Regions from separate parts of the Homo sapiens genome. Here regions 1 and 3 are each linked to region 2. The links are chromatin loops, found by intact Hi-C in ENCODE. Cell type or tissue: CD4-positive, alpha-beta T cell. All regions are shown on one strand. Region 1 has its middle 14 kb from the start of ALPI. Region 2 holds the start of PRSS56 (serine protease 56). Region 3 has its middle 14 kb from the start of MIR1471.

Region 1 (8,000 bases), 80 kb after region 2:
CGCCCCCGGGCTCTCCCAGGGCACTCACGTTGCAGTAGATGCGCTTCTGCACGCCATAGCGCAGCACCAGCACGTCGAAGGCTTGCTTCAGGACGCCCATCACCATGGCTTCTGACTCCAGGGGGCCACTCTCCTGCAGGGACAGTGCTGCAGCCATGGCACCTCCTGGCACTGCCCTGGGCTCCTCGAGGCCTCCTGGTGAGCAGGTGCCCAGGAGGGTCGGGAGCCAGAGGGAGGTGAGGGGCACCAGGCTGGAGGGCTCACCTTGACCAGAATGGCAAAGAAGAGACCGGTGCTGAGTTCCTTCATGTGCTTGGACGCCATGCGGCCGTCGTTGCAGTGGTCTGCCTGCTTCTGCAGGGTATCGGGCGCCATGTCTAGTCGCTCCCTATAGCCTGGGAAGAGGGGGCGGGGTCGTGGGCGGTGTTGTATGGGGCATGAGGGTGGAGGGCGGGCAGTGGGGAATGGTGATGGCTGGGGGATGAGCTGCATGGTGCTCCACCCCAGACGACAGATTAGGACCCCAGCACCCAGCTCCCAGGGCAGCAGAAAGCAGCCCTCCGAGGTCAGCGCCCTCCTCTCGGCTGTGTCCAGGGCTGGCTGTAGACCCCCTGCAGCTTCCGCAGCACCGGCCCATAGAGAGAGTTCTCAGGTCGGGTTCCCCTACACTTGGGTCGCCCGACCTTTGGACCTCCACCATCACCGCTGAATGGTCTTGGGCCACCGAGCACCCACTGTGGGTGAAGTGTGTGTACAGGGGCATGATGAGCGCATAGTGCCCGAACTGTGCCAGGTCCTGCAGCAGCCCCGAGCAGAAGTAAAGTGCCATCTGTGGGGCGGGTCAGAGCCTGGCCAGCCCAGAGCTTTCCGACTATTCCCAGAGGTCCCATGCCACCCACAGCTTTGCCATCGGCAGCCTTGGTGTGCACAGACCTGGCGGGCTGCTGGCTGCTGAGCAAAGCCAGGGAGGACCAGGGCCAGGACCAGTGCCCCTTTCTGTACAAGGGAACCCAAGGGGAGGCCAGGAGGCAGGCAGAGCCCAGGGGTGCCCATACTTCTCTCCAGGAGACAAATCTGGCCTGCCTGGGCCTCCCAAATGCCCTCAAGGTGGCAGCACTGAGAATGGCCCAGACATGTGCCGTCGCTGCTGAGTCACTGCTGGGCACCACCAGGAGGGAACCGTCTCTGGTCTACCCCTCCCCAGCATGGGGCTGAGGCTGCTACTCTGGCCCAGGAAGGAGGAGGGGGAAGCCTGTGGCCATGTATGACCGGGGGCTGCAGGCGCTGTCTGCTGGAGACACAAGCAGAAGCTGAGGAGGCTGTGGTCTTTGTTCAAGGAGGCCAAGTCCATTGCTCCATCTGGCTAGAGTGGGAGGCAGGCAAGAAAGCCCAGGATGCCATTCCCTGCCCCGTGCAACACAGGCCTCAGGCTCCTGGCGCTTCCTCTCGGACCTAGGCACACCTTTGGTCGGAGCTGACCTCATCCCCTCTGGCATTGATCCCACGCAGCTGAAGCCACGCTTCACCCCAGCACCTCTGTGTCCCCTGGTACTCCACCCCACAGCAGCCAAGGGAGGCAGTTTCCGGCCTGCCAGCCTCGGCCCTTCTCGTCTCTGACACCTGACCCTCCCGGGGGCTGAGACACAGAGGGCTGAGTTCCAAAGGCCCTTGTGCTGGGCAGGAGGCAGGACTGGGGCAGGGGGAGATACCGAGAGTCTCTAGGGACCAGCGCATAGCCCGTCCCAGCTGGGGCCACAGCCCCTGAAGCTGTTTGTCCTGCAGTCTCCGAGCTTTCAGGGCTGGGTGTCAGGGCCAGTGCTACTGCCTGGGAGCGAGTGAACGGGTTCCTCGCAGAGGTCCAAGGTCACTCCTGTGTGTCTCTCTGGCTCCCTTGCTCCCTGGCTGCTGTACACACTCACCCTCCTGTGCCCTTGGCCAGACAGACAGCCAGCTCCCGTTACTCTGTGCACACGGGCCCTGGAATCCAGGGCGCAGCTGATGGTGACCTGCTCCGCTCCCTAACTCCACTTCCCTTCCAGCCCCTGCTGGGCCCTGGGTTAAGTCGGGGGCAAGTCTCTGGGGGAGGTGGGCACAGCCTCCACTCCCAGACATGTCTGGGCTTTGTTCTCAGTGGTGGCCCAGTTCCCCAGATGACCTGGGTGAGGTTGATGAAGGGCCCTGGCCCCTCTTGGCTGGTGGAGGTGGCTCAGGGTCGGGTGGGATGGGTGGGGACCATGGCTTTCCCACAGGCCCAGCCATCCCTGGGACAGCCCTGGGACAGCCCTGGTGTCCTGATGCAGATGCTCACTGGGGACTGTGTGCCCCCTCACACCTTTCTGTGCTCTCTGCTGCTGCTCTGTCCTGTCCCCACCCCAGTTCCCGGGGCTGAGGAACAGGAGCACCGCAGACCTGGTAACTCTCTGCCATCGGATTCCCGGGCAAGGGCGCCTCTGAGCTCCCTGGGAGGCGAGCCAGGAGAATGCAGCCTGTTCGGGCTCTGGCTAACTCCGGAGCGGCTCCGATCTCTGGAGCTCCAGCTTGGCTTGTACCTCCTTGGAGGTGATGGCGTCAGAGGCAGGGACATGGGAGGGGCCCCAGCAGGGCAGAGCCAGAGGCAGTTCTGGGACTCAGGGGCTGCTGCGCCTTCTCTGCCAGGCCTAGAGCCGCTGCAGTGTAGAACAGAGAGAGCCCAGTGGGCACGGCCCAGCCCCTCTCCGCTGTGGGTGCCACAGGTGCTTGGCTGGGCAGACACTTGTGACTGGGGGCAGGTCACGGTGACCAGGCCCAAGCAGGCCCTGATGGCTTCAAACCCAGCAGAGCTTGAAGTGTCAGAAAATAAATCCACTGAGGTCAGCTGAAGCCATCCAGTTCTTGTGAACAGATTGAATCTTCCGAGTGACCGAGCCCCTAAAATATAGCCTGTCCCTGGCCCTGGGCCGGGCCGGGACCCAGAGCCGACCCATCAGCAACCACTGCTCCCGCTGACCCGAGGGTCCTCTGGGGTCCTGGTCCCAGGATGCTCGGGCCCTGCACGGGGGAAGCTCAGCCTGGGACGCTGTGACAGGCATCCCAGAGCAAGCCCAGCTGTCCACCCCACAGGCTGCCACCTCCCTGCAGGCCCAGGCCTAGGCCCCCAGCCAAGTCCGCTTCTTTCCCACACTGGCCAGAGGCTGACAGCTGGTTCTGGACTCCACGTGGGGATGGAGGCTGCGGAGTGTTCCCTGGGACAGGAAGCCACATGGGACCCTGTCTCTCCTCCAGGACCCCAGCCTGACAGGAGGTCTCAGTAGCCCCTCAGCTCCAGGGCACTCTGTCCTTGAGCGAGTGTGAGCAGGAGACAGCGGCTCAAACTCAAGAGGCTCAGGGTGCCCCCTCCTAGGTGCTGCCTGGGGTCGGCCTCCTCTCCCACCCTCTGGCAGAGGAGGAGCAGCCCCCGTCCACCCAGCCATGTCCAGAGCAGGCAGGAACGGTGGGGGCCTGTGCTTGCACGTAGAGGTCACCGGTCTGGGGCCAGTGTGCTCCCGGGAGTGGGGGAGACTGGGGCTGGGCCCTCCTTACCTGCATGGGGACTGGGCTGGGCCCTCCTTATCTGCATGGGCCGGAAGCACATGTTGGTGAGCACCTCCTTCCAGGCCAGTGAGTACTTGTCATCTCCAAATGTTTGGGTCAGGCTTTTCTAGAAGCAAATCCCAGAAACCTGTGTGACATGTGGTCCAGCTCGGGGAGCTGGTGGTCATCCGCTGAGCACCTCATGCCCGGCTCTGGGGGGAGGAGTTGGCTGTGGGGCTCAGCCCTGCCTCATCTCATGTGTTCCGCCAAGTCCCTGTCTTGCCCAGCACCCCCATGGTCTCCCCTGCACCAGTTGGTCTACACCGCCTTCTCCTCTGACTGGTTAGCTCCTGTGCTGGCTCTCCCAGAGGGGGACCCTGGAGAGCAGGGAAGCACCCATCTATTAAATAATTCACGGCAGCAGCCCCAGAGCTCAGCAGCCCACCCAATCCAGAGAAGGCACCGAGGAAAGATCTCTGCTGAATGACAGGATGCCTGGAATGCTCAGGCAGCCCAGGCTGTAAGAGGGCACCATGCTCGCCCAGGCCATAGGAACCCAGGGGGGCCCGGCCCAGGTCCTAGTCCGAGGACTCCCTGGGGCATGTGGCAGTGGTGAGTGGACTGAGGACCCCACAGGGCCAGGAGTGCTGGGCTCCCTTCTCCCTGGGGATGGTGCCTTGTTGGAGGGAAGCCTCCCGACAGGGTCTCTGAGGGTAGACAGGAGAGTCTGAGGCAGCAGGAGGGAAGGAGTCAGGGTGGGGTGAGACCCTGGAGTCACCCTTTCAGGGCCTGTTGCTCCAGCTTTGCTGTACTTGAGCGTTGTTAGACTCAACAGTCGCTGTGAATGAATGTGGCTCCCGATGGAAGGACTGAGCCGGCCAAGTCCCTCGAGATCCAGGCGCTGCTTTCCTGTTGCCCCTCCTCCCCCAACATGGCCAGCCAGGGGTCTCCCACACGTGTCCTGTGAGTCTCACTTCTGCCATCAATCCCATCCCCTTGCCCCGCTCCAAGTCTTCCCTGAATGTCAGACAGAATTCTCTTCCATGGGCATTTATAGCTAGGGTCACGTGTGTCACTGTCTAGTGCCATTGGAATCTTATTTAGATTTCATACTTACATCTTGTCAGCCCAAGAGGAGTCCCAGTTCCTGCTGGAAAATGGCTCATGTAATCTATCTTGGTTGGGTCATCATCACCGAAAAGCATCAGATGCATAGTTCATTCATTCATTTGTTCACTCATTCCACAAAGATTACCATGTGCCAAGCACGGTTCTGGACTTTCTCCCCACGCAGTCGGACAATCCTCCTGGGCAGGAGCACCTGGGCTGTTCCCTGGTGCCCCTTCCCCAGCCCAGTTGCAGGCCTGGGGGAAGAGGGACACCTGTAGCCTCCAGGCCGACCCTGGGTTGCATTTTGAAGTGTGGCCAGCAGGTGGCAGCATGCCCCCATACTGGGTCGCTCCGAGGCTGCAGGCTAAGGAGGCCACCAGGCGGGCAGGGTGAAAGAGCAGGGCTGTGCCGGGCGGCCCCGGTTTCTCCTCTGTGCCCATGCCCCACCCTATGGGTTTAGGAATTGAATATCTGGGGGCCTCTCAGGGCTGAGCCAGGCTCCTGCTCTCAGTTCCTGCAGGCGCTCTCCACATCCCTTCTCATGATCTTCAGTAAACACGAGGACAAGGACAGGAGGGAGGGGACAGGGAGAGGGTGGGGCCGCTGTGGAAGCCCCTGCCAAGACCACAGACCTCAGGCAAGCTGCTTCCCTGGCAACTCCACTACCTGCTCTCCCTGGACCCCAGCACAGTCCCAGGAGTCACCCCTGCCCTCAACAGTGAACAAGTGCACTCTTGGTGACCTTGAACGTGAAGCCTGGTGAGGCTATGGAGGAGAGGCCCACCTTGCCAGGGCCCTTGGTGTGGCTGAGTCTCTGCTTCCCTTGCCGTCTCAGCCTCTCCCTCCCTCTAGGGGGCTGGGGGTCGGGACAGCGCCTGTGGGGCTCTGGCCCAGCCAGTTGGGCCACATCAAGCAGGGACCCAGATAAAGGTCAAGGGCACTGAGGAGGGAGCTGGCACTGCAGAGAGTCCACTTCCCAGGCACAGCCTTGGCCATGATGTTTGAGGACAGCTGCAGGGGCTGTCTGGTGCCCTCATGTCCTTCTGATGCTGCAGGTAGCAGATGGGGGTGGAGAGAAGAGGTGAGCTATGAGCAAGAGTGAATGAAGGTGGGGCTGGCCCCTGGCTGTGGTGGTGACGCCCTGGGATGGCTGGAAGGGAGGTCCCCAGTGGAGTCTGGGGACAGGAAGGTGCAGGCCAAGCCCAGCTGCCAGCAGCCAGAGTTGCACCGAGTTCAGTATTCGCCATTGCAAATGGGACCTGGCACCACGGGTCAGAGAACTGAGCTGGACGGTGCAGGGTGGGTGGGGTAGGGAAGGTGGGAGTCAGGGCTCTCATCTGCGGCCAGCACAGGCTCCACAGTCCCCCACCCTGTCAATTCCCTGGTGGGCCAGCAGGTGGCGCCCAGCCTCTTCCTCCCCAAGGTCCTGGGATGGGGAGGCTCCAGCTTAGAGCCTAGGCGCTCCTATGGGAACCCAGGGCCAGAGATGGAGGCTGTGACAGTGACCTGGTCAGCAGGGCCCTCTACTCTGACCTCCTCCCTCCCTCTCCTGGGGAGCAGTGCTAGGTGCACAGCCTAGGCAGCCAAACCTCCGAAACGCCCCAAGCTATCCTGGGTGGTCAGGCCGCGCCGCTCCACACTCTGGGCCACGGGAGCCCCGAAGGAATGGAGTGGGCACTGGGGCCGCTGGACGGGAGGGTGCCCTGCCCCCTGCCCTGGCTTCAGACCTTCCTCCTCTGATGTGGGCACCGGCCCTAGTGCCAACCCGCTCCTCCCAGCACCAGGGGCACAGGCATGAGATCACTGGGCCCTGCTGGGAATGGGGCGCTGGAGCTCAGGGACTGCCTGACAACTGCTCTCCGAGGGGCTGGGAATGGCTGCCAGCCAGCATCACCTTCCAGAACAGCAAGCCAAGGCCTCGGAGACGGGGGCCTCGGTCCCAGACCTGGCATCGACCAAGCTTCTGGAGCTTGTGCCACCAGAGTCCCACGACTCTGGAGGTCTGGGGTGGGGCTGTGGTGTGACAGTGGCTGCAGGGCCAGGACCCCAGCTCCTCAGCACTCACTCCCAGCACCCCTCCTCCCTGGGTCTGTGCCTCCCCGGGGCAGGAGGGGATGGGGAAGGATAGGGCAGGTGTGAGGCTCAGCGAGCCCCTCACACGCTGTGGCAGACAGCAGAGAAAGGCCACCAGCCCCCCGCACACGGTACACACTCCCCACAGCAAGGGTGACACTGGTAGAGACAGAGGTTCCCACAGTGCACAAACGTTCCTCTAAAGAAAAAGCAACAACATCAATATATGAAACGCAGGGCTCTTCATGCGTTTACGACAGGGCGTCCTTCACCCTGAAGGTGCCGGCGAGCATCAAGACTGCAGAGCCAGCCACTGGGTGCCGCATTCCTGCTGGCTCAGGTGGGACCTGTTTCTGTTGCATCTTAAAGGACGATGCTGGGAAAGGCTGCTCTCGCCCTGGCAGGGCTTAGAGGTGATGAGATGAGAAAGGGGTGAAGCCATCTGCGCTTCAGAGGAAGCCTGCCTTCCCTGATCACGGAGGAACCAGATCTGAATGTTTCTCTGCTCAACTGGGAGATTGGGACTCGATTTTGACATTCAGGGATCTGGGGCATCTGTGGCCAGGAAAGACCTGTCTGGGGGAGGGGTGGAGGGGCGTCCTTCACCTCTCATGGCCCTGCCATTGAGAGAGGGGCTTCTCCTCAGTGGCTCGCATGGAACACCAGCATCAACATCAATCCCATGAAACATGCGCTCTTCATGCGTTTATGATCGGGTCTCCTTTGCCTTTAAGGTTCCAGCAAGCATCGGGCCTGTGCAGAGGCAGCACTGGGTGCCGCGTTCCTGCTGTCTCAAGTGGGACCTGTTGCTGTCACATCTTAAAGGACGATGCTGGAACGCCAGCCCTGCCACTCTCACTGCGTGATTTCAAACTTTTTTTTTTTTTAATTTTGAGACAAGGTCTTGCTCTGTTGCCCAGGTTGGAGTGCAGTGGCATGACCTCGGGTCACTGTAGCCTCCACCTCCCTGGTGGCCCAAGTGATCCTGATCTTCCCATCTCAGCATCCAAGTAGCTGGGACCACAGGCGCGCACCACCTTGCCCAGCTAATTTTGTCTATAGAGAGGAGGTCTCACTATGTTGCCCAGGCTGGTCTCCAACTCTTGGGCTGAAGCGATCCTCCTGCCTCTGCCTCCCAAAGTGCTGGGATTACAGGCATGAGAGACCATGCCTTGCCAGATAAATTAGTTAAGCTTTCAGAATCTCCATTTCTTTCAAAGCCTGTAAAATAGGGAAGCAATGTGCCAGTGCCTGGCCTTGAAAAAAAA
Region 2 (8,000 bases):
CACACCCAGCCACTGGGGCAGCGACAGTTTGTCATTATGCTCCCGAACCCCTCTCAGCCCCTGGGAGCAGTAGGTCCTCCCCAGGGGCTGGGGGCCCAGACATGGCTCAGGGTTGCCTGGCGGGGGGTACCTGAGGGTTGAGTGGGTGGTGCCCCTTCCTCTCCAGCCCGGGCCCCTGCCCTACATCCATCCAGGGTCCCTCGGGCTCCCCTTCTGCCAGGGCAGCCACGCGGAAGGCCTGCAGGGCCTGCACCAGCAGCCGGGGGAGGCTGCGAGCCAGTGTGGCCGGCTCCAGGCCCACCAGGCCGCTGAAGGCCACATGCCGGCCCCCCAAGCCTGCCCGCACCCAGGCTCTGAAAAGCCCGGTCAGTGTCTTGGAGCCCAGATCTGCCAGGACCTACAGATGGAGGAGTGGGGATCAGGGGCCCAGAAACTCACTCCTGAGTTGAAACCCCAGAGGTCACCCCCTCTCCCCCTGGGCCCCAGAAACTCTCACCTAGACCTGGAAACCCTGCTCATTTCCCGCTCATGTGGACACTCCCACCCACCCCTCTACTCACTCTCCCCACCACCACCCCCAGTGGCCTGGCTCACACTCCGCAGGCCCCACTCCCTTCCCCTCGGACCCTCTACCTACCCCCAGAGCTGGGGCAGAGGCGACCCCAGGCTGCTGGGAGGGTATCTGGGCTGGGCCCTCTGCATCTTCCCTGGGCTGGGTCTCAGCCTTCCCAGGCCATCGTGAAGGAGTCTGGAAGCCTGGGGACCTACCTCATGAAAGTTCATGGCCAGGTGCTCCGAGGGGACCTGCAGGATCCAGGCATGGGCCCCCTGCAGGGCAGCCAACTTCTGTCGCAGGGGCTCCAGCCCAGGGCAGCCTGGAGGAAGAGGAGAGGCCCCGGGAATAATGAACGGTTGCGGTATGGAACTGGGGGTGGCACTCCCACCAGCACCTCAGGATGGCCTCCCAGGGGACACACTTATCCTCTTATGCTATAGGTGGGGAAACTGAGGCTCGGAGAAGTTAAGCAGTAACACCAGGCAAAGCATCTCTGTTTGACACTGATGAGAGCTAAAACCACAAGTACTCCAAAAGAGTCATACGCTCTATGGCGGGGAGGGGAGAACGAGTCCACCCTGTTGCCCCATGGGGTAAGCCCTTTCCGGAGCTGCAGTAGAAGCGCTTCCGACCTCGTCCAGGCCCTCAGCCTATCCCCTCCTGAAGGTCGGCAGGGGGCGTCATTACCGTTGGCTTCTCCGCGCGGCTCCGGCCTCCGCTTCGGGAACCGAGTGCCTGCAGCCCGCGATCCTGGGGAGGCACAGGGTTAGGGTACCGCCTCGGCGGAGAAAGTGGCTGTGCCGCGCGGGTGGGGCCGGGCCAGGGCTGGGCTGGGCTGGAGGGCGCGGGGTACCTGAGTGAAGCCGCAGCTCCCGGGCGGGGTGCAGAGGAGACTCCCTGAGCGCTGGAGCGGGGAGAGCCAGGGCGGGGGCCAGGCGCCGCAGTCCCGGACGAGGCCCGAGCAGCTCCTGCGCGTTCCGCAGCAGGCCCAGCAGCGTGTGCGCCAGCGAGCGCAGCTCTGCGGACCGGACAGGAGTCGGAGCGGCGGTCAGAGGCTGGCCAGGCCCCCTCCCCTCTGCCCCCCGTCCGGGTCCGGGTGAACAGAACTGACCGCATCGCCGCCGGCGCTGCAGGCACTGCTGGTGCGCCAGGCGCGCACAGGCGCCCTGGGACCCCGGGCACAGGCGGGCATAGAAGGCGCAGAGCCGGGCGGCGTCTGCCTGCAGCTCCTGGGGGGGGTCCCAGGCCAGAAGCTCCCTGCAGCTGGGCTCGCGGCTGGAGGAGGCTGCTGCGGGCGGGACAGGGGTCAGCTCACCCTCTGTTTGGGGCCCTAGCCCCCTCACTCCTTCCCCGGAAGGAGACAGGCTTTCCCGAGGCAGAAGGGAGCTGGGAATGGGCATGGGCCGGGTGGAAACGGGCTTGTCCCACGGTTGTCCGTTGGGGCACTGGGGACGGGGCATTGGAAAGAGGGCGCTCACCGCTCATCTGCTCCTGGAGCCAGTCCTTGAACACTGCCACGCGGGTGTAGACCCCGGGCTTCCCTGGCTCCCCGCAGCCGTCCCCCCAGGAGGTGACTCCGAACAGGACCTCTCTAGGGCGGGGGCCAGGCTCAGAACAGGTCAGGGGGCCTCCCGAGTCACCCTGCGGGGCCAAGAGAGAGGACGCTGCATTCACCTGCCCCCTATGACGCCTGCCTTACGCCTGGCAGGTGTGAGCTTGCCACTTGTGTCCATTTTAGGGATGAGGACAGAGAGGCTCAGAGAAGTCGAGTGACAGACAGACGTGGAAGGAAAAGAGGCCGTAGTGGCCCTGGGAAGGCTCAGCCGGCCTTTTCTCATCAGACTGGGTTCATACCTGGCACGAGTCAACGCCCCCCGCCAGGTACCCGGCGCAGAGCATGGTGCTGGGGCGCAGCCCGGGCCCCAGGGCTCTTCGGCAGGTGTCGGTGCTGAGCAGGGGAACACGGGCCTCTCTCACTGCTTCAGCCTCAGGCCCGTCTGCAGGGAAGGGGTGGAAGGCTCAGGTTTGGAGGGCAAGAGCCCCGCCTTGAGGGTCCCCTTCCCACCACCCCCCTTGATTCCTCCCCCTTTGAAAGAGCAGGCAGCATTTTTCCAAGGCAACCCGGCCTCCCTACACTCTATTACCTCGGACCCCCAGTTCTTCCCACCACGCGCCGGCTCACCCACGCCCAGTACCTTCGAAGAGGGCGCCCCAGCCCGCGATGGCGCAGGCGGTTCCGGCAGGGGGCTCCTGGGGCTCCTGGGGCAGGCACACGGGGCGCGCCGATCCCCCCGGGCTCACCGGCGTCCACAGCTGCACCAGGGCCAGGTCGTTGTGGAAGGTCCGCGGGTCAAACTGAGGAGGGGGAGGCGGCGCAGGGTCAAGGAAGCACGGGTGGGGGTGCGGTGCCCAGCCTTGGGGGCCTGGGGACTGCCTTCTCACCTTGGGGTGGGGCAGGATGCGGTTCACTGGCACCTCCTCCGCTTGCTCCCCCCGGGACCCCTCTGCCAGCGTCACAGTCCACAGAAGCTCATTCGGGGCGCTGCGGGTCGAGCGGCAGCTGAGACGCAGGAAGGACAGGGGCACACCCCGCAGGCCCCTCGGAGACCCTGCCCCTCCGCCCGCATGCCGGGCTTTCTCCACCTGGGGGCACGGAGGGCGGGCCGGGGAGGGGTCCCGTCCCAGAGGGGGCGAACTCGCCCGGCCGTGCCACCCCCTCCGGGCTGGCATCCTGGCGGGGCGGGCGCGGCGCCTTGAGATGGGGAAGCCCGGGGCCGGCCGCCGCCAGGGGGCAGCAGAGACCACCTTTCCCGCGCGTCGCCCGCCGGACAACCCGGCAGGTGCGGGGCCCAGCGCCGGGGACCCCAGCTGGGCAAGGCCTGGGGGTCCTACTTACCCTACAAAGCAGTGCGCTGCCGTGAGCACCCAGGAGGCCGCTACCAGGACGCCGCCGCACAGAGGCTGCCCGCCGAGCTGCAGCCTCACCAGCCAGGGCCAGGCCCCGGGCGGCGCCGCGCTGCCCCCCACGATGCGGCCGTGGGCCCGCGTCACATTGGCAGTGCTCGGACGCCTCTCGCCGCACGGCCCTAGAAAGGGGCAAGGGGTGTCACGAGGGACATGTTCTGGCCATCCTCGCCTTCGAGGCCCACCCGGCTCTCAGGCCTGCCCCCTCGAGCCTTTTCAACCTCACCTGGCTCAGGTGGGTCCTGGAGGAGAGCTTGAGGCCTGGGGCGCCCAGATCCTGCAGAGAAACAGACCTTTGAGTCTCACTGCTGCCCTCTCGCCTGTCCTCACCCCAGGCTGGGCCGAGCCTCTCTCTCCCCATCTCTCCTTTCGCGCTCAGCCCTCCAGCCCACACGGGTTCTATTTCAGCAACCATGAACTTCTCCTGGTCACCACAGGAGCCCAGAGTGTTTCCGCCTCCCTGCCTTTGCACAGGCCATGCCCCAAGCCTAGCGTGTCCTTTCCACTCGGAGAGACAGACCTTCACAAACGTAGTCTAGGTTGCGGCCCAACACAGTCTCTGCCCCCAAGAGGAGAGTGAAGACTGAAGGGAAGGGACAGAGGCAGCAGAATGGGCCCAGGGTAGGCAGCAAGCTCACTGGGGCACGGGGGGCAGGGTGGGCACCTCGGCACTCGTGCGATCTGTGCTGGATCTCCATCGCCACTCGGTTTATTGCCCACTGGGCGCTCCTCTGGGCTGCCTGCAACGCCTGAGTCCCCTGGGCCGACAGAACTGCTGGGACAGGGGGCACACAATCATGCGTGGTTGGGGAAGAGCCTCAGCCTCATCCTCCTGGCCCCAGCCCTGAGCCCTGCCTCGGGAGACCCACCAGCCTGGGACAGAATGAGGAGGCAAGTGAGCCCCGGGGACGCTGGGCCCAGCACTCAGAGCCCGTGCTCCCAGGTTCTCAGCCCAAGATGTCTCCCTAATTCAACTGAGCTGGACTGGGATCTTTGAAAGGTGCTTTTCCTTAACAATTTTTTTTAAAGACACCACCCCAAAGATACAGACATCGCAGAACTCAGCTTTATTGACTGAAAGTAGCTGTGTTTGAGTGGCCCACCTTCGGCCGGGACAGCCAAGGGCAGGGTGCTGCCCCGGGCCGTTTCTCTCTGCTTCTTGGGGCCTTCTCTCCATTCCTTTCGGCATGCTCAACAGCTCCCCTTCCCTTTCCCGCCACACCCCTCCTCTCCCACCTATATCTCAGTTCTTGGCCCCTTCTCGCAGCAGGGTGGGCAGAAGGAGCCAAAGGTCCTTATGAGTGGGGGTGACAAGCTCTTCTGTCCCCGCCCGCCCAGGGTCCCACTTCCTCTACATTCCTCCCAACCCCGCGGCTCTCGGGCCAGCCTGGACTTACCTTGCAGGGCGCTGGGGGGCAGGCGTGTGTACAGTGGGTGCCCGTGGGCAAACCATGAGCTTGGGAGGGGTAGCAGCAGCAGCACAGCCAGCAGCATGGTGACCAGGAGCTGGGGTGAGAGACCCCTGTCCTCTCTCCTCCTCGGAGTCCACCTTCCGGGTGCCTATCCTTTGGTGCCCGCCTTCTGCTGCCTTTCGGCCCCCGGGCACTGAATTCTTGTCCCTCAAATCATCTGACCCCGTTCTCTTACATCAAAATTACCCGCCTCCCTGGTCAGCCCTCACCTGGCCCTTAACTCCTAGGAGCCCACAGGGGAATGGGGCTGCAGGGTCTTTATAGAGGACAGCCTGGGGGAGGGGTGCACGGGAGGGTGGCCAAGACTGGGGGAGGAGTGGGGTAGTGGGCTTGACCTTCACCTCTGAAGTCTCATCATCCCAGCTCCGAGCCCCCCTTCTGTCAAAGGAGCCCTTGTTTCTGCGGCTCCATCAAAGGGGCCAAGACAGGGAAGAAGGGCTGACGGTTGGGCTGCAGGCCAGGCAGAGGGGGGCTGCTGGGTGGGGGCGGGCCCTGGCTCCAGGGCTGGGATGGGGGGGGATCCCCATCTGCCTCTACCCCCTGAGGAGCTTACAGCTATGACGGGGCAGACACTCCTGGAGGGAGGAGGGCAGGGGGTGTCTGGGGTTTCTCAGCAGCCCCACCCCCTGAGGAAGCCCTGGAGCTCCCCACCCCTCTGCCCCTAATTGCTTGGCAGAGTCCCTCCCCAATGTGGCCATTTCTAAAGATGATCAAAGCAGCCTAATTAGCGCCGTAATTGCCGCACTGGGGGTGGTGGGGTGGGAAGGGGCAGAGGCAGGCAGCCGCAGGAGTGGCGCGGAAAGGGAGGCGGGAGATGAAAGGCCCACAGTGGCCCAGTTCCGGGAGGACAGGCCCTAGCAGCTTCTGACGCTCTCCCAGACCCCCTGGCCCTGCACAGTGCCCGCTCTGCCTGTCCGGCATTGTTCTGTGACCCTGATCTGGCAGTGGGATTCTTCTGGAGTCCTCTGGAGTCTCATGGGCAGGGCCACACAGCTCTCCTGGGACTGAGTTACCACCTGGGGTAGGATAGTGCCCGTCTGCGCTGCCCAGGCTCCCCAATTCATGTGAGGTGAACTGGTGGGAATATTTATCAGCAAATGCTATGACCCGGGGCTCTTTCCCCCTGGAGAGCCAGCTGTTCCACAGTGACCAGCACACCATGCTAAGGAGCCCTTTCCCCAGTTACCACCGCACCTCGCCATGACAATACCTCTACTTCAGGAATGCTCTGAAAATACTGTCTGCGGATGATTCTGGTGAGTGAATTTGGTGAAGTTGGAAAGGACTCTATTCACCAGAGTATCTGTCCATCTTGCAGGGTATCTTTTTATCCATGACCTCCACAATCTTGGTAGATAAGGCATTAGCTCAACACAGCTTGAATTTTAGCATAAACAGAGACAGTGTCCAAAGGAAGATCGCCTGCGGTTCCCAGTAAGAGCCACCAAAGCAGGGGACCCAGGAGCAGAGAAGGTGGGTGGGAAATCCTCACAGGCCTCTGTGAGGATTCGACAGAGCTTCAACAGAGCTTCTGCCCTGCAGGTTACTGCATCCAAGCTGAGGGGATAGGGATGGAGCCAGCCACCCAGGCAGCTCTATGGACGCTTCCCCTAGGGCATGCCTCCAGGAAGGTATGTCCTGCCCATTCTTGCCGAGTCACGCAGGCCAGGCCACAGCAAGCCCACACAGAGCCCCTGGGCCTCCCTCCTGCCTCTGGTCTTCAGGTGGGAGGCAGGGTGAGAATCCAGCCACTGCCAAAGAAAATGGAGGGAACTTTCTGCGTGGACTGCAATTCTGCTTAACCCCATTCTCCTGTTCTCTGATTCCTGTGCCCACAGCTGGGTCCCGAGCCCTCTCCTCTCTTCTGTATGGACCCACCCAACCAAGTCTGGCTCAATTTCATCCGCTCGCACAGGTTACCTCTTAGAAGCCACATTAAAATCCCACCTCATAACATTACTTTGTTTATTATTGTTTAAGCGTGCACTCACTCCCTGTCTGCTTCCTCCATTGGAATGTGATGGAGAGACTTCCAGGCCTCTATCCCTGCAGTCTCATTCTCTGTAACACAACCGTCTTCTATTTTCTTTATTTTTCTTTCTTTCTTTCTTTATATTTGAGGCAGGGTCTCACTCTGTCACCCAGGCTGGAGTGCAGTGGCACAAGTTACGGCTCACTGCAGCTTCGACTTCCTGGGCTCAAGTGATCCTCCTGCCTCAGCCTCCTGAGTGGCTGGGACCACAGGCATACACCACCATGCCGGCTAATTTTTAAATTTTTTGTAGAGACAGGGTCTCCCTATGTTGCCCGGGCTGGTCTGGAACTCCAGGGCTCAAGTGATCTGCCCACCTCAGCCTCCCAAAGTGCTGGGATTACAGGCATGAGCCACTGCACCTGGCCTCGGACTTTGTATTTTCTTTAGAGTATTTATTCCTATGTTGCAGGATGTTGATGGGGATTCTTGGCTGTTATAAGGGGCTCAGTCTCCTATAGTCTAGTTAAAAGGGTACCAGCAGTTGGCCCCAGACCTCCTCCCAGCGAGCAGCTCAATGCCAGGGACCTGCCGAAATCCATGCCATCCTCTATGGACCCTTCCCCGAGTGAATAGGAAAACAGGACAGGGGAGGGGGGCCTTGGCACAGCACAGCAGCTTCCCTCACTTCCCCAGCCAAGCTGGAAAGGACAGATGAGGTCCCAGGAGGAATCATGGAATTTGAATTCCTTGATCAGGAATCAAGGAAGCTGGTAAGAGGGAGAGGCTCGCATTTCGGTGCCCAGCTGGATGACAGGGTGCAGGGTTTGTCTGTCCGGCTCCGTGCTGTCCCAGCATCTAGACCAGAGTCCGACTCACACATGCGCTAAATGAATGAACGATCAGCCCTGACGGCCAGATGCGGTGGCCATGCCTGTAATCCCAGCACTCTGGGAGGCCGAGGCAGGCAGATCATTTGACATCAGGAGTTTGAGACCAGCCTGGCCAACATGGTGAAACCCCATCTCTACTAAAA
Region 3 (8,000 bases), 610 kb after region 2:
GCCGTGAACTCCCTGGTCCATAAAAGCGGTCCCATTTGGGCAGAGCCAAGATGCTCTGCTATACCCCAAAGGTGGCTGCAACTCCCTCAAGGGCAGGAATGGGGCCTTTCTTGTTTTGGTGTTCCCGACATCTAGCCCAGTTCCTGGAATGTCCCAGGTGCTGGCAGAAGTTTGCTGGAGGGCTCTTTGCAGAAGGCACAGAGGACCACATTCTGTTATCAGCAAGTCAAACCAATGTGGCTGGCCTGGGGACATTAGCTTCTGTCCCTTGATGGATGCTGGCCACCCTACCTTCCAAGACACTGCCCAAGAGAGGTCTCTTCTAAGGGAGTGGCAGGCACATGAAGAAGGAGAGACCTCCCCCGCCCCCGCAGGAAGCGCTCCTTCCCACACAGGCTTTCCTCCCTGCACATCTTCACGTCCAAAAGCCACAGAAATGGCTGCTCAGGGCTGGGCGTGGTGGCTCACTCCTGTAACCCCAGCACTTTGGGAGGCTGAGGCAGGCAGATCACCTGAGATCAGGAGTTCGATACCAGCCTGGCCAACATGGCGAAACCCTATCTCTACTGAAAGTACAAAAATGAGCCGTGCATTGTGGTGCATGTCTGTAATCCCAGCTACCAGGGAGGCTGAAGCAGGAGAATCATTTGAACCCGGGAGGCAGAGCTTGCAGTGAGCTGAGATTGCGCCACTGCACTCCAGCCTGGGCAACAGAGGGAGACTCTGTCTCAAAGAAAAAAAAAAGCCACAGAAATGGCTGCTCAATTTCTGTTGTTGTCATTATCAAAGTTTTAAGGCTTCCTTTATGATCCTGCAAAGCCCATTTCCCCTAGGCCGCCACATCCGTCCTCTGGCAACAATTCCCCTTGTGGTCCCTTCCTGTAATGAGAAGGTCTCTCTGACCGTTAGGCCTGAAGACAAACATCTTAGAATACATGTGGTTAGACAAACATCTTGGCCCCTCTGAGCCGCAGTTTCTTATCTGTCAAATGGGAATAATACCTAATTCAGAGGGCTGAGGGTGGGGGTGGGGAACCAGATGCCGGATGCTGTGAAAAGGTCTTTGCTGCTGGCACAGTGAATACTTAATAAGTGGCAAGACCAATGATAGGATGCACATGGATTTGGGAGGCTGAGGTGGGAGGATCACTTGACATCAGGGGTTCAAGACCAGCCTGGCCAACATGGTGAAACCCCGTCTCTACTAAAAATTCAAAAATTAGCCAGGCATGGTGGTGCATGCCTGTCGTCTCAGCTACTTGGGAGGCTGAACCTGGGAGGCAGAGGTTGGAGTGAGCTGAGATCGCACCACTGCACTCCAACCTGGGTGGCAGAGCAAGACTCTAAAAAATAAAATAAAATAAAATAGTACTTGCATAACATGCGTGGGCTTCTCCAGCAAAGTATACTGGATACAGGGTGAATAGGAAGCTACGGTCTTTCCTAGGTGATCATCTTTTCAATAATATATATCACCGAAAGAGAATTTTAAAGAGAATACGTGAAGCCACCCATATCTAGAGAGGTTGTAACTCACATAATGCAGACATGGATGCTGGGCACCCCACCCTCCAAGCTCATCCTGGATCCAGCCACATCTTGCCCCTCCTCTGCTCCCACCCTGCTCCAGCCACCTCCATCTCATGCCTGGGCAACTGAAAGAGATGCCCGGGCATGGAAGGGGAATCTCCTTGCTTCCAGTCCTACTCCCCTCTCTGCAAGCCTAAGGGATGAGTCCTACCGCAGGGCCTTTGCACTTGATGTTCTCTCTGCCTGGACAGCCGTTTCCCTAGACATTCTCAGGATGCATTCACTTACTTTTTCATTCAGATCTCCGCTCCAAAGCCAATCCCCCAGTTAGGCCTTTTCCAATATCTTATCTGGAAAGCCTTCTCCCCGCTGCCCACGCCCTGGTACTCCCCACTCTGCTTTCTTTTCCTTCTGACGTCATATTCTGTGCTTATTTGTTTATTGCTCATCTTTCCCATCAGAATGTAAATTCCATGGGGTGGAATTTTGTTTTGTTCCCACTGCAAGTCCAGTGTCTATACCCTAGAACACTTTTTTTTTTTTTGAGATGAAGTCTCGCTCTGTTGCCCAGGCTGTAATGTAGTGGTGTACAATCTCAGTTCACTGCAAGCTCCGCCTCCCGGGCTCAAGTGATTCTCATGCCTCAGCCTCCCAAGTAGCTGGGATTACAGGCGCCCACCACCACCTCCGGCTAATTTTTGTATTTTTAGTAGAGACAGGGTTTCGCCATGTTGGCCAGGGTGGTCTTGAACTCCTGACCTCAGGTGATCCGCCTGCCTCAGCCTCCCAAAGTGCTGGGATTATAGGCATGAGGCACAGCCTGACCCCTAGAACACTTTAAATGCTCAATAAATGCTTGTTGGCTGGGCATGGTGGCTCATGCCTATAATTCTAACACTTTGGGAGGCCGAGGTAGGCCAATTGCTTGAGCCCAGGATTTCAAGACCAGCCTGGGCAACATAGGGAGAACTTGTCTCTACAAAAAATTTAAAAATTAGCTGGCCGTGGTGGTGCAGGCCTGTAGTCCCAGCTACTTGGGAGACTGAGGCAGGGGGAAAGGATCGCTTGAGCCCAGCAGGTCAAGCTTGCAGTGAGCCATGATTGCACCACTGCAGTCCAGTCTAGGTGACAGAGCCCAGACTTCGTTCCCCACCCCGCCAAAAATTTCAGTGTTTGTCAAATGAATAAATCGTCATGTCTATGGCTGAGTTTTGGATAACGGCACAGTTCCAATAAAGCAAAAAAAAAAAAAAAAAAAAAAAAAAAAAAACCATGGAGTTTAATGGAAGTGTCTTTTACGCAGTGCTAAAAAAGTCTAATCTATACTTTTGATGGCTTATTGTATTAAAACCCCCACAAAGCTCTGTGAGTGGGAAGAGCAGCTCAGGCATCTCAGGGAGGTCCTTGGCACACATGCCTCGGGGCTTCGCAAACCACTCAGAGAAACTGCTGAGGTCAGTGGTGTTCTCAGAAAAGGGCGCTGGGGGCCATGAAGAAGAAAGTCAAATGCTCCAGGAAGTGGCAGGAAGCTAGATCACACAGGTCATTCCTAGACCCCTGGGAAGCTTGAGGAGGCCCAAAGACCACCTCCAAGAGAGCCTTCCCTGCCTGGAGCCCACTGTTCTGAAGGCACTTTCTAAGGCCACTGGGTGCTAATGCAGCACCCAAACACTGTTTGAAGCAGGTGTGGGAGGAGAGGCAAACAACCGCATCTATCATAAGTCTCTTTTTTTTTTTTGAGACAGAGTCTCGCTCCATCGCCAGGCTGGAGTGCAGTGGCGCGATCTTAGCTCACTGCAACCTCTGCCTCCTGGGTTCAAGCAATTCTCCTGCCTCAGCCTCCTGAGTAGCTGGGACTACAAGCGTGCTACCACGCCCAGCTAATTTTTGTATTTTTAGTAGAGACGGAGTTTCACGATATTGGCCAGGATGGTCTTGATCTCTTGACCTCATGATCCGCCTGCCTCAGCCTCCCATAGTATTGGGATTACAGGCGTGGCCACAGTGGAACTGTATTCTGCCTTTCATAGAACTTGTTTTTTTTTTTTTTTTAGACAGGATCTCACTCTGTCGCCCAGACTGGAGTGCAGTGGCACCATCTCAGCTCATTGAAGCCTCAACCCATCCTCCCACCTCAGCCTCCCGAGTAGCTGGGACTACAGGCACGTGACACTACACCCTGCTAATTTTTTTTTTTTTTGTAGAGACAGGGTTTTGCCATGTTGCCCAGGCTGGTCTCAAACTTCTGGGCTGAAGCGATGCACCCACCATGGCCTCCCAAAGTGCTAGGATTGCAGGTATGAGCCATCGCACCTGGCCATATAGAATACAGAACTTTTTTCTTTTTTTGAGACAAAGTTTCCCTCTTGTTGCTCAGGCTGGAGTGCAATGGTGTGATCTCAGCTCACTGCAACATCCACCTCCCAGGTTCAAGCGATTCTCCTGCCTCAGCCTCCCGAGGAGCTGGGATTACAGGTGACTGCCACCATGCCTGCCTAATTTTTTGTATTTTTAATAGAGATTTCACCATGTTGGCCAGGCTGGTCTCGAACTCCTGATCTCAGGGGATCCACCCGCCTTGGCCTCCCAAAGTGCTGGGATTACAGGCGTGAGCCACCATGCCCAGCCATAAAGAATTCAGACTTTTAATAGGAGTCTGTCTTTGTTTCTGACCCCAATGCTTTTACATTTCTTTATGTTCTGAACAAAAGAAGTACCACCAAATGCGTTCCACCACCACCAAAAGACACTGGCTCTGCAGTTGGGCAAGGACTAACCACAATGACAGTTCAATTTGGTCCAAACATGGTGGTATTTAAGGTTAGCCAATAATTCTCAACATATCGTCCGTCATTCTTTATTTTTTAAAGTCCAGTGAGGTCTGAATAGTATCTGTGGCCGACACTGAGAATCTAAAAGCTGGCAATTTTAAGGGGAAAACCACAGCCTCCTGGTGCCCTCTGGTGGTGAAGCAGTAGGACTGCATGAAATTACAAAGTGTTGAGTCAGTCGCTCCCAAACTAGAACATATTCAGATCTGTTAAAACACAACTTGCTGAAACTCACCCTCAGTTCTAATTTGGAAGGTCGGAGGTAGGACCTGAGAACTGGCATTTCTAACAAGTTTCCAGGTGCTGCTGCTGTTCCTGGGACTGCACTTGAGAATCACTGGTTTAGGTTACCTAGCCCAAACCTGCTTCTATCACAGTACTAGACTGCATGCTAGAACATTTTTTCCTTTTTTTTTTGAAATGGAGTCTCACTCTGTCACCCAGGCTGGAGTGCAGTGGCACAATTTCGGCTCACTGCAACCTCCGCCTCCCGTGTTCAAGTGATTCTCGTGCCTCAGCCTCCGGAGTAGCTGGGATTACAGGCGCGCACCACCACGATCCTCGGCTAATTTTTGAATTTTTAGTACAGACAGGGTTTCACCATGTTGGCCAGGCTGTTCTCAAACTCCTGACCTCAGGTGATCTGCCTGCCTCGGCCTCCCAAAGTGCTGGGATTACAGGCATGAGCCACCACACCGGCTAGAAAATTAACTAAAACAAGCATTTTTCTACACTTGAACAGTGGCTGCTGGCGATTTTTTTGTTGGTTTTCAATCTTCCAAATGTTTGCAATGTGGTTATAAATTTTTTAAAAGCAAAGCAAAACACCCAAAGGACATGATTCTTGTTGGAGAACTGTTACCACGGGCCTTTCCAAGAGGCAGGCACAGACCACTGTTGGCAAAGATGGACTGGTGCTTTGGATCGTGGGCCCCTCTTTGCCTTTTTCACAGCTTTCTGTCCAAGGCCCTGCTGTTCCAAAGACCACACCAGGTTGTGCCCAGACTCCCTGTGGAGCTGGCTCCCCAGACACAGCCCTAGACCCTGGAGGATCCACTTCTCCCCAGAAGCTGGACTCTCCCTCTGCCCAGGGGACTCCAGACCCGTCTCCTCTTGCCAACCCCAGGTGCTCGCTCTTGGCTGCACCCTGCTGCTCCTCAAAGAGCTCCTGGGAGAGGAGAGTCTGGCCTGGGCCCAGCCCAGCCCTGCCTGTCTGCTGAGGGGGCAGGGTGGGGCGCACAAATGAGACGCTCAACTCCCATGGCTCTGCTGAAAGAAGCCAGGCCCTCAGGCACTGGGAGAAAAGTGCCTTTGGGGGTGGCAGGGGCTTGGAATCAGCATCACCAAGGCCACAGGGACTTCGTCTGCACCAACTCTCTGGCTTAGGGAGCAAGGGTCAGCCACATTCTCTCAGATCAGTTAAAACCATGATGCCTCTCACCTCCCAGGATGTAGATCAGAAAGTGAGTGAAGGGGGAAAGGCACTCCAGACTTAAAAAAACAAAACAAAACAAAACAAACCCAGGGGAGGACCCAGTTGGCCTAGCTGGGGTCAAGGACCCACCCCTTGGGCAGTCAACTGTAGTACACGGGTTCTGTGATGAACACCCCTCACCCCCAACATGAAGGCCTTTGATGGGCTTCATCCTAAACGAGGCTGAGCAGACAAAGTGAGTGTCCCAGGGCTGGATGGGGACCGGAATATGACTGCCCCAGAACCTGGCTCCCAGGGCTGCAGCAGTGTCCATGCCTGGCTCCACCCCCACCAGGGTAGACAGAAACCACCTGGGCTCTGCACACAGCTGCACTGCGCTTCCTGCAGCCAGGTATTGTGGTGGGGACATTGGAGATGGGGCAGCGCCTCAGTCAGGCCACCTGACCAGCGCACAGTGACCCCAGCACTGCAGGTGCTGGTGGGGTATACCACCCCCCAGAAGACAGGGCTCCTAGAAGGCCTCAAGGTGGCCAAAGTTCCTGGAACTGCCAAAGTCCCTTATCGCCACCCCTTCCACAGGAGGCCACAGCCACTTTCTCCTCCTCCGCCGAGGCTGGGGAGGTGAGAGAACTCTGCTCTGGCCAACGCCCTGGAGACGGCCTCCTGCTAGTGACGGCTGGGCCCTGACTGGGGCAAGGAAGAGCTCTGGGCCGGCAGGCGGCTGGGTCGTAAAAGTGCATGCACCTGCTGGGCATCCTTGGGCCCTGCAGGCTGCACCCAGCCCCAGGCTGACATCCTGTTCTCAGTCCCAGCGAGGAGCCTTCCCTCCTGGATGCTTGAAGGTTCCAGCCTGCTATGGTCTGAATATGTCCCCCAAATGTGTGTTGGAAACTCAATCCCCAAAGCAACAGTGTTGGAATATGGGAAATGTTTAGGTCATGAGGGCTCTGCACTCATGAATAGATTAATGCCATTCTAAAAGGGCTTGATGGTGCCATTGACTCCCTCATCAAGAAGGGAGTTTGGTTTCATTTTGCCCTTCCAGCTTCTGCCATGTGAGGACAGAGCGCTCCTCCCTCTAGAGGATGCAGCATTCAAGGCGCCATGTTGGAAGCAGAGAGCAGACCCTCACCAGACAATGGACTTGCTGGCAACTCACTCTTGAACTTCTCAACCTCCAGAACTCTGAGAAAATAAATTTCTGTTCTTTATAAATTACCCAGGCTCTGGCATTTTGTTACAGCAGCACAAAGTGGGCTAAGACATGGCCTCCTCCTGGACGTACGGGTGAAGCACTGGTCATCTCTGCCAAGCATCCCTGCCCATAAGGCCCAGCTCCCCCCACAGCCAAGGCCTCCCCATGCACATGGCTCGTGTCCACAGACACCTTGCTGGAGAGCACGTGAAAAGGCAGGTGCTGACCTTGCCCAAATGCCCACATGCCCCTGTTCAGTAGTGGAAACCCACATTCTCCCCTTCAGGCCAGGCTGGGCCACGAAGAAGTCAGGCCTTGCCTGTCCCCTGGATCCTGGGTAACTATAAGATCTGCTTAGAAGAACTCTGGAGGCCAGGTGTGGTGGCTCACACCTGTAATCTCAGCACTTTGGGAGGCCGAGGCAGGTGGATCACTTGAAGTCAGGAGTTTGAGACCAGTGTGGTCAACATGGTGAAACCCTGTCTCTACTAAAAATAAAAAAAAAATCAGTTGGGCGCAGTGGCAGGCACCTGTAATCCCAGCTGCTCAGGAGGCTGAGGCAGAAGAATCACTTGAACCCGGGAGACAGAGGTTGCAGTGAGCCGAGATGGCACCACCGCACTCCTGCCTGGGCGACAGAGCAAGATTCCATCTCAAAAAAAAAAAAAAAGAAAAAAAAGAAAAAGAAGAAAAGAACTCTGGGGCCTGGAAGCCAAGGAGTAACATCCATGCTAAGTGCAATCAATCCCAGGCCCTCAGCAAGATGTGGGTCCCAAGGGCAGCTGGCTGTTGGGGATGGAGTGGAGGCTGGTTATCAATAATTCCAGGTCCTTCCATCATTTGCCGGATTGGCTCAGCAGTCTCACAATGTGTGACAGGCAGAACATTGAGTCCCCAAAGAAGCTCACGCCCTAGTCCTAGAGTCTGTGAATGTGTCACGTGACATGGCAAAAGGCCTGCAAGAGTGAGTTATGGATACAGACCCTGGGGTGGGGAAATGATGCCAGGT

Evidence for each region. Peaks named below come from ENCODE experiments on the same cell type or tissue, not always from the same donor. Only the 100,000 strongest peaks of a DNase experiment are listed, where the experiment ranks them.
Region 1: it touches region 2 in a loop (3.0-fold over the local background); 72 of 110 quality-filtered maps call a loop at or near these places.
Region 3: a loop joins it to region 2, with 4 times the contacts of the local background. A loop is called at or near these places in 58 of 110 quality-filtered maps.

The regions. Positions count from the first base shown.
Region 1 is chr2:232,437,715-232,445,714 of GRCh38, reverse strand. It overlaps the pseudogene DIS3L2P1. Among named protein-coding and RNA genes, the nearest start is that of ALPI, 14 kb to the left of the region's middle. RefSeq lists enhancers at 1,572-2,209, 5,421-5,925, 5,926-6,429. In CD4-positive, alpha-beta T cell, CTCF peaks have their summits at 1,072 (motif pointing right), 4,957 (motif pointing right), 5,888, 6,087 (motif pointing right) and 1 weaker place; DNase peaks (open chromatin) are centred at 1,134, 4,984 and 6,107; H3K27me3 peaks cover 237 bases.
Region 2 is chr2:232,517,613-232,525,612 of GRCh38, reverse strand. PRSS56 (serine protease 56) reads right to left here and starts at 5,225. Exons shown (of 13, transcript NM_001195129.2): 1 at 4,918-5,225; 2 at 4,185-4,292; 3 at 3,747-3,797; 4 at 3,453-3,642; 5 at 2,999-3,098; 6 at 2,752-2,911; 7 at 2,411-2,553; 8 at 2,035-2,197; 9 at 1,668-1,841; 10 at 1,410-1,574; 11 at 1,244-1,306; 12 at 769-875; 13 at 1-397. The coding sequence starts at 5,014. The coding sequence ends at 107. RefSeq lists an enhancer at 1,463-1,972 and a silencer at 3,243-3,442. In CD4-positive, alpha-beta T cell, CTCF peaks have their summits at 3,142 and 3,351 (motif pointing right); DNase peaks (open chromatin) are centred at 1,232 and 3,342; H3K4me3 peaks cover 367 bases; H3K27me3 peaks cover 4,088 bases.
Region 3 is chr2:231,902,743-231,910,742 of GRCh38, reverse strand. No RefSeq gene overlaps it. Among named protein-coding and RNA genes, the nearest start is that of MIR1471, 14 kb to the right of the region's middle. RefSeq lists enhancers at 4,377-4,994, 4,995-5,613. In CD4-positive, alpha-beta T cell, CTCF peaks have their summits at 4,292 and 4,493 (motif pointing left); a DNase peak (open chromatin) is centred at 4,492.